Linked DNA regions of Homo sapiens: all the other regions are linked to region 1. A link is a contact called in ENCODE Hi-C data. All regions are on one chromosome and are shown on one strand. The core of a region is the stretch at or near the end of the contact, and the rest is flanking DNA. Distances in the headings are between cores, read along the strand shown.

Evidence for each region. Hi-C counts contacts between places; a loop is a spot of excess contacts on that map. Pooled maps may share reads with other maps.
Region 2: a map with no recorded cell type shows a loop between it and region 1 (4-fold over the local background). The contact joins two enhancer-like sites. A Hi-C loop is called at or near these places in 2 of 37 single-sample maps with no recorded cell type and 3 of 50 pooled maps.
Region 3: a pooled map of left cardiac atrium shows a loop between it and region 1 (2.7-fold over the local background). The contact joins two enhancer-like sites. A Hi-C loop is called at or near these places in 1 of 168 maps with a recorded cell type or tissue (PC-3), 3 of 37 single-sample maps with no recorded cell type and 11 of 50 pooled maps.

Annotation. Positions count from the first base shown.
Region 1 is chr2:14,421,455-14,424,961 of GRCh38, reverse strand. No RefSeq gene overlaps it. Among named protein-coding and RNA genes, the nearest start is that of LINC00276, 22 kb to the right of the region's middle. Within about 2 kb of position 1,646, at least 2 of the 41 ENCODE cell types and tissues checked have a DNase peak (open chromatin) inside an H3K27ac peak, as active enhancers do.
Region 2 is chr2:13,521,424-13,524,930 of GRCh38, reverse strand. LOC105373485 (a long non-coding RNA gene) reads left to right here. Exons shown (of 2, transcript XR_922814.3): 2 at 1,576-3,507. Among named protein-coding and RNA genes, the nearest start is that of MIR3125, 790 kb to the right of the region's middle. RefSeq lists enhancers at 1,400-1,769, 1,149-2,348. Within about 2 kb of position 1,575, at least 3 of the 41 ENCODE cell types and tissues checked have a DNase peak (open chromatin) inside an H3K27ac peak, as active enhancers do.
Region 3 is chr2:15,167,952-15,171,458 of GRCh38, reverse strand. All of the region lies in intron 51 of NBAS (NBAS subunit of NRZ tethering complex), which reads left to right. Among named protein-coding and RNA genes, the nearest start is that of NBAS, 390 kb to the left of the region's middle. Within about 2 kb of position 1,663, at least 2 of the 41 ENCODE cell types and tissues checked have a DNase peak (open chromatin) inside an H3K27ac peak, as active enhancers do.

The sequences.
Region 1 (3,507 bases), core at 397-2,896:
TGCTATTCACTTTAAGTCCCTCAACTGAGTTTGTGTTGGGGCAGAGTATGAAACTTTCATTGGGATGAGAGAAATCACTTTTGATTTACTTTCAGATGACTAGTTTTAGTGCCTGAAATAATTACGAAAACAGGGTTTGCTTTTAAAATCAAGGGTGAATAGCAAGTCATGGTTCAGCTTGAATTGTCATCGAAGAGTAGTAGGGAATATATCTGAGAAACAATAAAACTCATTTCTATAGACTGAGCAACAGAGGGTTACTGCCTCCGTGCCATAAACTTCTAAGAACCAATTTATGAAGTCATTGTTAAAGATTAACTTGTAGTTACCACTAGAGTCATTTATGACTTCTCTTTTTTAGGGCTTTAAGTCTCAGCTTTACAGATAATTGAATGGTGGAATGATGACGAGAAAAATTCACAAGCAATATATATTTCAGTTAATATTTAAAATTATTTTTCTCTACATGAGAAAGTTGTCTAAATGCTATCCCAAAATTACTATTTTCTAAAAATCTAGCATTTTATTCCTGCCAGCTTTACACAGTGTAGTACAGAGGTAGGGGTTGAGAAAAGCATTTTTCTGGAGATATTTTTATCATGGTCTTTGGAGATATCCTATTAACTTTTTTTGTTCTTATTCAACTAGCAAATTGTTACCAGATTAGTTCATCTTGCACAGAGTTTGCAGAGAGCCAGGCTTACCCTCACTGCCTCTTCAGATGACTACCATAAACTTTTAAGATTTATCATCTGCTCCTTAGATAATTGCAACAGTAAACTAAGAAGTCTCTTCATCCCTCTTCCAGATTTGTTCCTTCTAAAACAGTTCCTATATTTCTACCTGAGAAATTTCCTCAACTTATCTTATCTTTATCTGTGTTTTAAACACAGAAGTTAATGCTCTCTATTGTAAAATCAAGTTTCAGCTTTTTATTCTAAAATATTATTGTAATTGTCCAGCATGTTCTTTTTGCCTGCTGCAGAAAAAAAGCCAATACATGGCGATAGTAGCATTGCCGCAGAGAAAAAGTTCAATTACCACAAGGTGTCTGGGCAGGAGGATAAGAGCTATTTCTCAAATCCATCTCCCTGAGAGCTTAGAGGCTAGAGTTTAAAAGAATGATGTGGTGGGCAGGGGGCTAGGGAATGGGTGCTGTTTATTGGTTAAGGATGAAATCATAGATGTATCCGAATTGTCTTCATGTACTGAGTCAATTTCTAGGTAGGGGTCACTGGACCATTTGAGTCAGTTCCTTGGTATGACTCATGGGTTCAGGTGGCCTTGGTTGGTCTGCTTGAATGCAAACATCTGAAAAATATCTCAAAGACCAAACTTAGGTTTTGACAATATGGCTGTTATCTATAGGAACAATTGGGGAAGTTACAAATCTTGTGACCTCCAGCTACAAAACTCCTAGCAGTAATCAAGATAGGGAACAATGGCTGGCTATCACTTAACTATGTTTATAGCTTAGCAGAATTCAAGCCCCTATCATAATTTTAAACTTGTGACCTTTCATCAGTTTTTACAAAGGCAGTTTCATTCCCCAAACAAGGAGAGTTAGTTTCAGGAAGGAGCTATTATCGTCCTTCCTTTAAAGTGTAAACTAAATTCCTCTGGTAGTTAGCTTGGCCTGTGCCCAGAAATGAGCAAGGGCTATTAACTTGTAAGGTTATAAGCAAGATGGAGTCAGCTGTGTTAGATTTCTCTGCCATAATCTTTGCAAAGTTAGTTTCTTTCTTTATATTCAGGCACTTGTCTACCTCTTTATTTTCCTTTCTCACTTCCAGCCTAGTAATTGTCATAACAGTCATTTTCCTTCTACTAATACTGGCACATCAAGGGCAAATACAGTATCATTTTCAAGACTTTATTCTCACAGCCTGGCACAGTGCTTGGAAGATAGTGAGGATGCAACTAAACAGAGTTCTAGTTCTTTTATATTTCCTATCTTTTTTCAGACATAGTCAATCAAGTAAAATATAGAATTTCATAATTACTTGAAAGAATGATGATATGATGTATCCTTCCACAATGAACGTACCTAATTTTGGAGGTTCTTGAACATTTTGAGCCTCTGTTGTTTGCTTAGTGAGTTAGGTCGGAATTTTAAAGCAAAGGAAGGCAGCAAATAAAATGAGGCCAGATTCAAAGAAATCTATCTTAAGACTAGAGGGTATTTAAGTTAAATAATTTTTAAAAATGCAGTCAATGCCCCTGTTCACTGGCGATTTAATGTATATTACTCATTACTAGGATTATGCTAGAGGGCAGAAATAACTGTTGAAAGTTACAGAAGTCGCAGAACTGACATTTTTTTACCATAACTTTCTTTTGTCTCACATCTGGTGGGTGACTAAGATAGGATGTCCTGAGGCATCTTTCTTCATCCAAAGCGTGTTTTTAATCCATCATCCTACAGAATTAGTTACAGGAGAAGTTCAAACCCCTACCGTCCAGGGTCTCTGTTGGAGAGCTACATCTACATTTATGGACCTAGACAGTAGCCAGCCATGATGAACTAAACTTCTGAGACCATGGAGTAAGGGAATGACTACCATGTGGATGAGACAGAAGGCATACTGAAGGTGAGGCTGTGGCTAAGGTGAAAAAGAAGATTATTTGGCAGTGGAAGAAGCCTAATAACTGAGGGAAGATACCATAAGACAGTGTGTGTATGTGTTTTTAAAATAGTCTTCATTTTTTGGAACAGTCTTAGATTCACAGCAAAATTGAGCAGAACGTACAGATTTTCTGCATATCATCTTCCCCCACCCAGATATAACTTCCTCCATTATCAATGTCTGGACAAGGGTGGTACGTTTGTTATAACTGGTGAACCTACATGGACATGTCTTAATCACTCAAAGTCCACATTTTACATTAGGGTTCACTCTTTGTTTTATATATTCTGAGTTTGAACAAATGTACAGTGACATATATTAACCATTATCGTATCATAAAAATTAGTTTCACTGCTCTAAAAATCCTCTGTGTTCTGCCAATTCATTCCTTTCCCTAATCTCTGGCAAACGTAGAATTTTTTTTGCCATCTCCATAATTTTGCCTTTTCTAGATGTCATATACCTGGAAATGTACAATAGTGATCTTTTCAGATTGACTTGGCTAACTTAGTAGCATGAATTTAAGTTTCCTCCATGTATTTTCTTGACATGATAGCTCATTTCCCTTTAGCATTGCATAATATTCCACTATCTGGATGTACCACAGTTTATTTATTCATCAAACTACTGAAGGATGTCTTGGTTGTTCAAATTTTGACACGTATGAATAAAGCTGCTATAAACATTTGTGTAGACATAAGTTTTTAACTCCTCTGGGTAAATATCAAAGAGCATGATTGCTAGATTTTATGGTAAGAGTATGTTTAGCTTTGTAAGAAACAGCCAAACTGTTTTCCAAAGTGGATGTACTATTTTGCATTCCTACCAGCAATGAATGAGAGTTTTCGTTGCCCTGCATTCTTTCTAGGGCTGGTAGTGT
Region 2 (3,507 bases), core at 326-2,825, 900 kb after region 1:
TATTAGGAAAGTGAGGTGGGAAAAGCAGTGGGAACGCGGAGGGCTATATCCTTTCTCTAGCTTGGCTGCTAACTCATTATTTATCTCAACAGGGTTACATCTCTCTAAGCCATAATTTATTTCTCTATAAATCTATGAGTTGGGAGTAACAAGCTGGTTTTCCCCAGGTATTAACAGAGCTACTTCCAGGGTTCACCACAATTGTAACTTGGTTTCACTTCTGATTTTACATTTAACTTTAAAAAAGAAAACTGAAAATTTTCACGTGTGGATGCTTTATTCATCAACTTTTCATACTTTGTGTTTGTTGTGGAGTGAATGCTGGATTAATCCCTTTTTTGAGTGTAACAGATAGTCTCCTCTGCATTTTTTGCTTAATTAAAATTGCCACTCTACTATGGACTCAATTATGTCCACTAAAAATGTATATGTTGATGCTGTAATCCCCAAATGTGATAGTATTCAGAGATAGAGCCTTTGGTAGATGAGGTTGTAAGGGTGGGGCCCTAATGATGAGATTGTTGCCCTTATAAGAAGAGACACCAGAGAGCTTGATCACTGTCTCCACCATGTAAGGACAATGAAAAGGCAGCCAGATAGAATCCAGGAAGAGAATCTGATCCTGCTGGGCTTCTAACCTCCAGAGTTCATCTTGGACTTCTAACCTCCAGAACTGTGAGAAATGAAATTATTGTTGTTTAAACTACCCAGTCTATGGTATTTGATATAGCAGCCTGAGCTGCCTAAGACATCTTTTTCTGACTGTAACAGAATAAAATCTTTTCTGCATCCTTTGCTTCATTAAACATTTTTAATATATAGATTTTTAAATTTATGAGAGTTTTATGGATATTAGGCAACCAAAACAAAGCGACAAACTCATTAGGATGTTACAGGCTTTATAAGACCCCATGAATTCCCTCCCCCATCTCAAAGTCACTTATTTATTAAAATGACCTTAATTTTCCATATGATTTTTGTTAAATACATACTACCAGTTTCATTGTGTGTATTTTTTATTGTATTAAAAAGTTCCTTCGCCTATTCTGTATGTCCACATATAAAATAGCCTGTGACAAAAATATTCTACACTGAGAATGTGAAACTTGAGAAAAGGAAAATAGCTGAGAGCAGTCTGAGATCTGCAAAGTATGCAGACCCAGAGAGACGTGGGTATGGGATTCAGTCATGCTCACACCCCACACCCATGCCTAGGGGAAATTGTTTAAAGTCATTTTGTTCCTGACTGCCTCACTCAATACCTTCATGTTCTTAGAATTTATGATACAAAGAACAATGCTGAGCCAATCAATGGCTTATATTATTTTAATGTAAATCCTCGGTAAAAACCTCAGGAACTGACTCTTTCTTTCCCTTTAAAATCCACTTGTTACTGTTGCTAATCAGAGTGTATATTCAGGACAAATAGAATCTATGCTCTTGGGCTGCAGCCCTCAAACTTGGCCCAAGTAAACTCTGCTTAGTAATAGATTAATTTTAGCTCAGCAGGTTCCTTTGAGATAGGCATATCTGGCATCGTCAGCAGGATTCAGAGTGACTCATTCTCACCACCAGGTGCGGTGTTTCTGCCTGAAAGCAGTGCTTGATACCAGCACGAACTCTGCATCTTCAGAAGTCCCACTGGGTGTTCTGGGTAAGTTCTCCAGAATTAGGACCTCCCACTCCTTGGTTGAAATATAGACTTTATTTGGCTGTTTTTCAAACTGTCTCTTTTCTTTAAGAGAGGGCTTTGGTCTCTGTCTTTGGACACAAGCTCCAAGTAAAGAGCTCTGTAGAAAATGTCTTTTTGCTGCTGTGTCTCACAGGAGAGGTTCAGATCAAGGTTCTTCCACCTCTGCCTCAGGACTGGAGGCTTAGGTCAAGGTTTTTCTGCCTCTGTCTCACAGCAGAGGTTCAGGTCAAAGGATTGGCAGTTAGACACGGATGGTTTTGTTTTATATGGCCTACTTTTAAGATTAAAACTGTTTCTTCTGCTTAAAAATTCAGACCTATCCTTTTATTTGAGACCAATTCCTGTTAGTTTCTAACCGAAAAGTGTTCCCTCTTTTTGCTCTTCCAAACAGGTACACTATGAAAGTCTGGTCCTCATACACTGAGCACACTATTGCTCCCTGGAAGTTAGAGACAGTCTGAGATAAGTTACACTTTCACCCTAAATACATTCCCAGGCTTGACACTTTTGAAAAGTTCCTAAATTATGGGAAGTCAAGCATCAAAATTAGAGTATTCCTTTTAGAAACACCAGCTGGATTTATGTATAACACTCGTGGGGTATCCTCTTGTAAAGGCCTAGGAAAGTGGACCCACCTAACCTGGTGATACAGAAGGCAGAAATTATTTAGGCAGATAGTGAGGGCAACAGAGTTCTTGGCAGAGCTTCCCTTCTAACAAAAAGCAGCCCCCCAAATCATTGCTTTTCTAACAAAGAGCAGCCTGAAAAATAGAGCTGCAAACATAGATAATCAAGCAGGAAGCTTGCACGGGCGAATGCTGGCAGAGGCACCAATAGAAAAGGGCCACCTGGGGGCCAGGCATGTCCAACACGGAGGCTCCATCTTCCCTTTTCTTGTTACCATGTGTAGAGTAAAGAAACGGGCAACATGGCACAGCTCAGGCAGAAGACCCGCCTGCATAATAAAAGATTATGGTAGGGGTGGCCAGAAATTCATACCCTATGCACACGGCACATCTAGTCCCAACCAGTTTTTCATGACCTATGCAAGTGGCACACCTGGTCCAACCAATGTTTCACACCCTGTGTAAATCAAACACTGCCTCCTCACCAGGCATCTATAAAACCCCTTGCATTTCACCATGGATCCGGCAACCCATTTTTCTGGACCCCTGTCTGCAACAGAGAGCTCTTCTCTTTCTTTTGCCTATTAAACTTCCACTCTCAACCTGACACTTTATGCATCTGCATCCTAGATTTCTGTGTCTGTGAGACAACAGATCTTGGGTGTTACTCCACAATGAGGCCATTTCACTGGGACGATCATAAACAGCAGTAACCAAAATAAGAATCCTTTGCTATGTTGAAAATAATTCTTTGTGCACACAATTGGAAAAAAAAGCTGGTTTTTGCACCACACAAACTGAATCAGAGTAGTTTGTTTGTCTTGAATTAAATCTGGTAATAAGAAATTTAAAAAGATTCTTTCTTAGAGCTCTATGGTCAGAAGTCAGCTTAACTAAAAGCTGACATTTAGGCTATAATTTTAAAAATAAGAATAAAAGGGGCTTTCTGCATTTTCTTCTTTTGGATCCTGTTTTGGGGGATTTTTTTCCGTTGACTGAAACTCTTTTTAAATGTGTTTGATCCCTCTGGTTACTTCCTATCTTGTTGGCATAATTTTTGCTGAGAAAAATGTAAAACATCATTTGCCTTTTAGAAAGCTTAACATGCCCCCAAATTGGCTCTTATAAGACTTATTCTTTTGTTTCTTTTCACTTCTGATCCTTTTTTCACTATTTTTGATACCACAA
Region 3 (3,507 bases), core at 414-2,913, 750 kb before region 1:
CTGAAAACTATGTAAAAAACAATTTAAAAATTCTTAGCATATAATGAGAAAAATAGAATACAAATATCATACGATTAATTGTGGGAAAAAAATCTATGCACATGGACAGTTACTGGAGAGGAAAGGAGGGTGAAATAATTCTCTTGTGGTGACCCAAACATGGATGACATACAAATTACCGTCACACAGCCTGAAGAGCCAGACCTCAGGTGCCTTGGGAGTATGGAGGAAGGAGGAATCAGCTTGGCCAAGAGAGTTAAACAAAATGTCAGCAAGAAGGTGGCATGTTTTTTTCCAACTATTTCCACTTTTTTATTTTTATCTTAAAAAGAAAAAGTAGGTTAGAATGAATAATGCATGGTCAGAGAGTACCAAGCTTCTGTGGCAGATAGTACTAAAGTTTTAGTATGTTTAGTACAAATTTTAGTCAAAAACAAGAAAAAACAAAGACAACTTGAGGCTTAACAAATTAATCCAGCAACTCAGCAGTGTGCTGATGTCACAGTGTTGGAGAGTGCTTTGGGACAGGACACCCAGCACTCGGCTGTGCTGATGGGAAGGATTCTGTCTGGCCTTGGTGCCCTGATATGTAGAAAGGAACATCTTGGCTGTCTATGACCTGTTCCTTCTCTGAACCTCAGACGACTCTTTAAAATGTACTTGTTGGAATGGGTCATTACAAAGGCCATCTCTTTCTTTCTTCTTTCATTTTCTATTTTGTTCCCAAATACACACAGAAAAATTATCTATGCAGTATTTTCCGTGCAGCTGACAATCTTAAAGTATACTCTGGCCATTCTGTATTTCTTGCAAAGAGCCAGGCCCAGGTAGAATGTCAGAGAAAGGAAATAAGATAAAGTCACCCACCCTGCGTTTCCAGCACTTGATTTTATCTGAAGCCAAACCCAAAATTCCTCCCAACCTTTCCCTGCTCACTGCCCAAGCTCAATGCAGGTCAGCAAACGCAGACCTTTATCGTTCTTTAGGGAACCTCTGAGTGGGCCGGGGCCAAGGGGAAGGAAGCATGCATTTCATTTCCGTGTCTTTAGCCTTAGGCATTCTCAGCCAAGAAGGCAAGCAGCAGGCTTTTGGAGAAAAGACAGCCTACCCTGCCCTTCCCCACCCCTTGCCCTCCCTGCCAGAATGAGAGCAGCTTCTGAAAAGCTGGGTATATCCAGCCAGAAACACGGGAAGGATTTGGTTGCACTGGATAGAAACACAAACTATGAAGGGAATGAGAGCAGCAGCGGCCGCAGGCGTTAACAGAACCCCTGTCTCTTCCTCAGGCTGGAAGAATCCATCACTACCTCTCTAGGAGACTGTCGGGCTCCCAGAGGGGAGGGTTAGTGAGTAAACTGAAAGAATAATAAAGGTGTCCCAGCCTAGAAGACGTATTCAGGGCAACAAAGAAAGTATTGCCCTGCAGTGTTCAGATTCTGAGCCTTTTATCTGTGCATCTTATCAAACATGTGCCTGTAGCATCCTGGCACACACTGTTCTGTCCTGCAGGGTTAGGCAGGGGGATTCTTTGTTTTGAAGGATGAACCAAGATAACACATACAGTAACTCAGATGCCCTGTGTGTGTGCACGCATTAGCATGTGCATGCACGTGGCTGGAGGCAGCCACACAGACTGAAAGAATGTGAGCTTTGGAGTGATTCATTCACTTGGGTATTCATTCCACAAATCTTGCTCAGCTCCTAGCATGTGACCACCCATTCTGGACATGGGGATACAGGGGTGAACAGAAGAGACAAGATCTCTGCTCCATAGGAACTTGTGTTCTGGAGGGAAACAAACAATAAACAAGTAAACTAGGCCGAGACACGGGCTTCTAGGCCACTCCACCATGGAGCAACTGTATCACACTTGACCTCACTGAACCTGCCTCTGTCAGAGGAGGTGAGAACTGTCTTGAAGGGATGTCTGAAGACTTCAAGGGCCTCTCAGGGTTCTGGCACGTAGACACCGTGCTGCTGAGGGCAGGAGCTCTGTGGGGTTGAGACTCTTGTTTGCTAGGCATGAAGAGACAGGGAGAGAAGTGGGATGGAAAGAAGGCATTCAGAACTCACAGGCAGCCCCAGCGAGGAGAAGTCAAAGCTCCGTGCCCCTTCCAGCACAAAAGCAAGTCCATTGAACCGGTGGCTTTTTCTGTCATCTAGCTCCTAAAAACAAAAACAAAGGTAAATTCCTGGAGTTCAACCTAAGTGTTTTGGGTCAAAGGTGGGGTCAAAGGTGGGCTGTACAAGTGTTCATGAATTGGGAGGCCGGAGAAAAGACACTGAGGGTTTGCAGAGAGGGTCTTCTGTTCTGGAGTCTAGTTCTATTCAGTCTCTCTGAGAGGTAGGGTCTTTATCGTGTACTTGTGCAGTTTACAAAAATGTGACAAAGTTTCATAATGTAGGTTCACTCAGCCATTTAACAAATGTTAATGAAATGGGGAGCTGAAATGTAAAAGTGATAAAACTTCTGTGCCTTCAAGAATTTCCCAGTCGGTAAGGGAGACAGACATACAAATTACTATCATACAGGCCGGGCACGGTGGCCACGCCTGTAATCCCAGCCCTTTGGGAGGCCAAAGTGAGTGGATCACCTGAGGTCAGGAGTTCGAGACCAGCCTGACCAACATGGTGAAACACCATCTCTAATAAATACAAAAAATTAGCCAGGCGTGGTGCCATGCACCTGTAATCCCAGTTACTTGGGAGGATGAGGCAGGAGAACCGCTTGAACCCAAGAGGAGGAGGTTGCAGTGAGCCGAGATTGCACCACTGCACTCTAGCCTGGGCAACAAGAGTAAAACTCCATCTCAAAAAAGAAATAAATAAAATAAAATTACTTATCATACAGCATGAAGAGGCAGATCTCAGGCATCTTGGGAGTATGGAGGAAGGAGGAATCCTTGGTCATACTCCCAAGTATTGGCCAAGAGAGTTAAAGAAAATGTCAGCAAGAAGATGGCATTGGAGGTGATGTTTACATTGGGTTTTGAATGACCCCTGTGGGTAGTAGGAAAGATTCACGCTATCCGATAGTGGGCAGGATTTTATTCTCAGTACTTCTCTTGCTTTAATTCTCACAGTCAGTAGACAAGTAGACACAGTTGACCTTCGCATCTTCAATAGCCTTTCTTCCTTGTCACAGAACATGCAGGAAGAGCACATTGTGTACAGTTGCATAATATAGTTGGTCTAAACGTTAGTTAATTGGCTTTGACATTATTTCTGAGAGTCCTACAATCCAAATTATTAAAAAGGCACAGTAACGTTAAGAAAAGCCTGTCAGGAATCTGTTTTATGATACCCCAATGTAAGTGAGAAGCTCCGAATTTTGATAATATGATCAGTGTGGACTTGATTCTTTAAAAAAATATTGAAAATAATACATATATTTAGAAGACAAGACCAGGGAGAAAGAGAATACGCAAACTGAAAGAACCTATGAAACCGTTTTTTAAAAGGCAAGGTTGGTACTGAGCTTCCTAGAGGCTGAAGCAAAAATAGTTT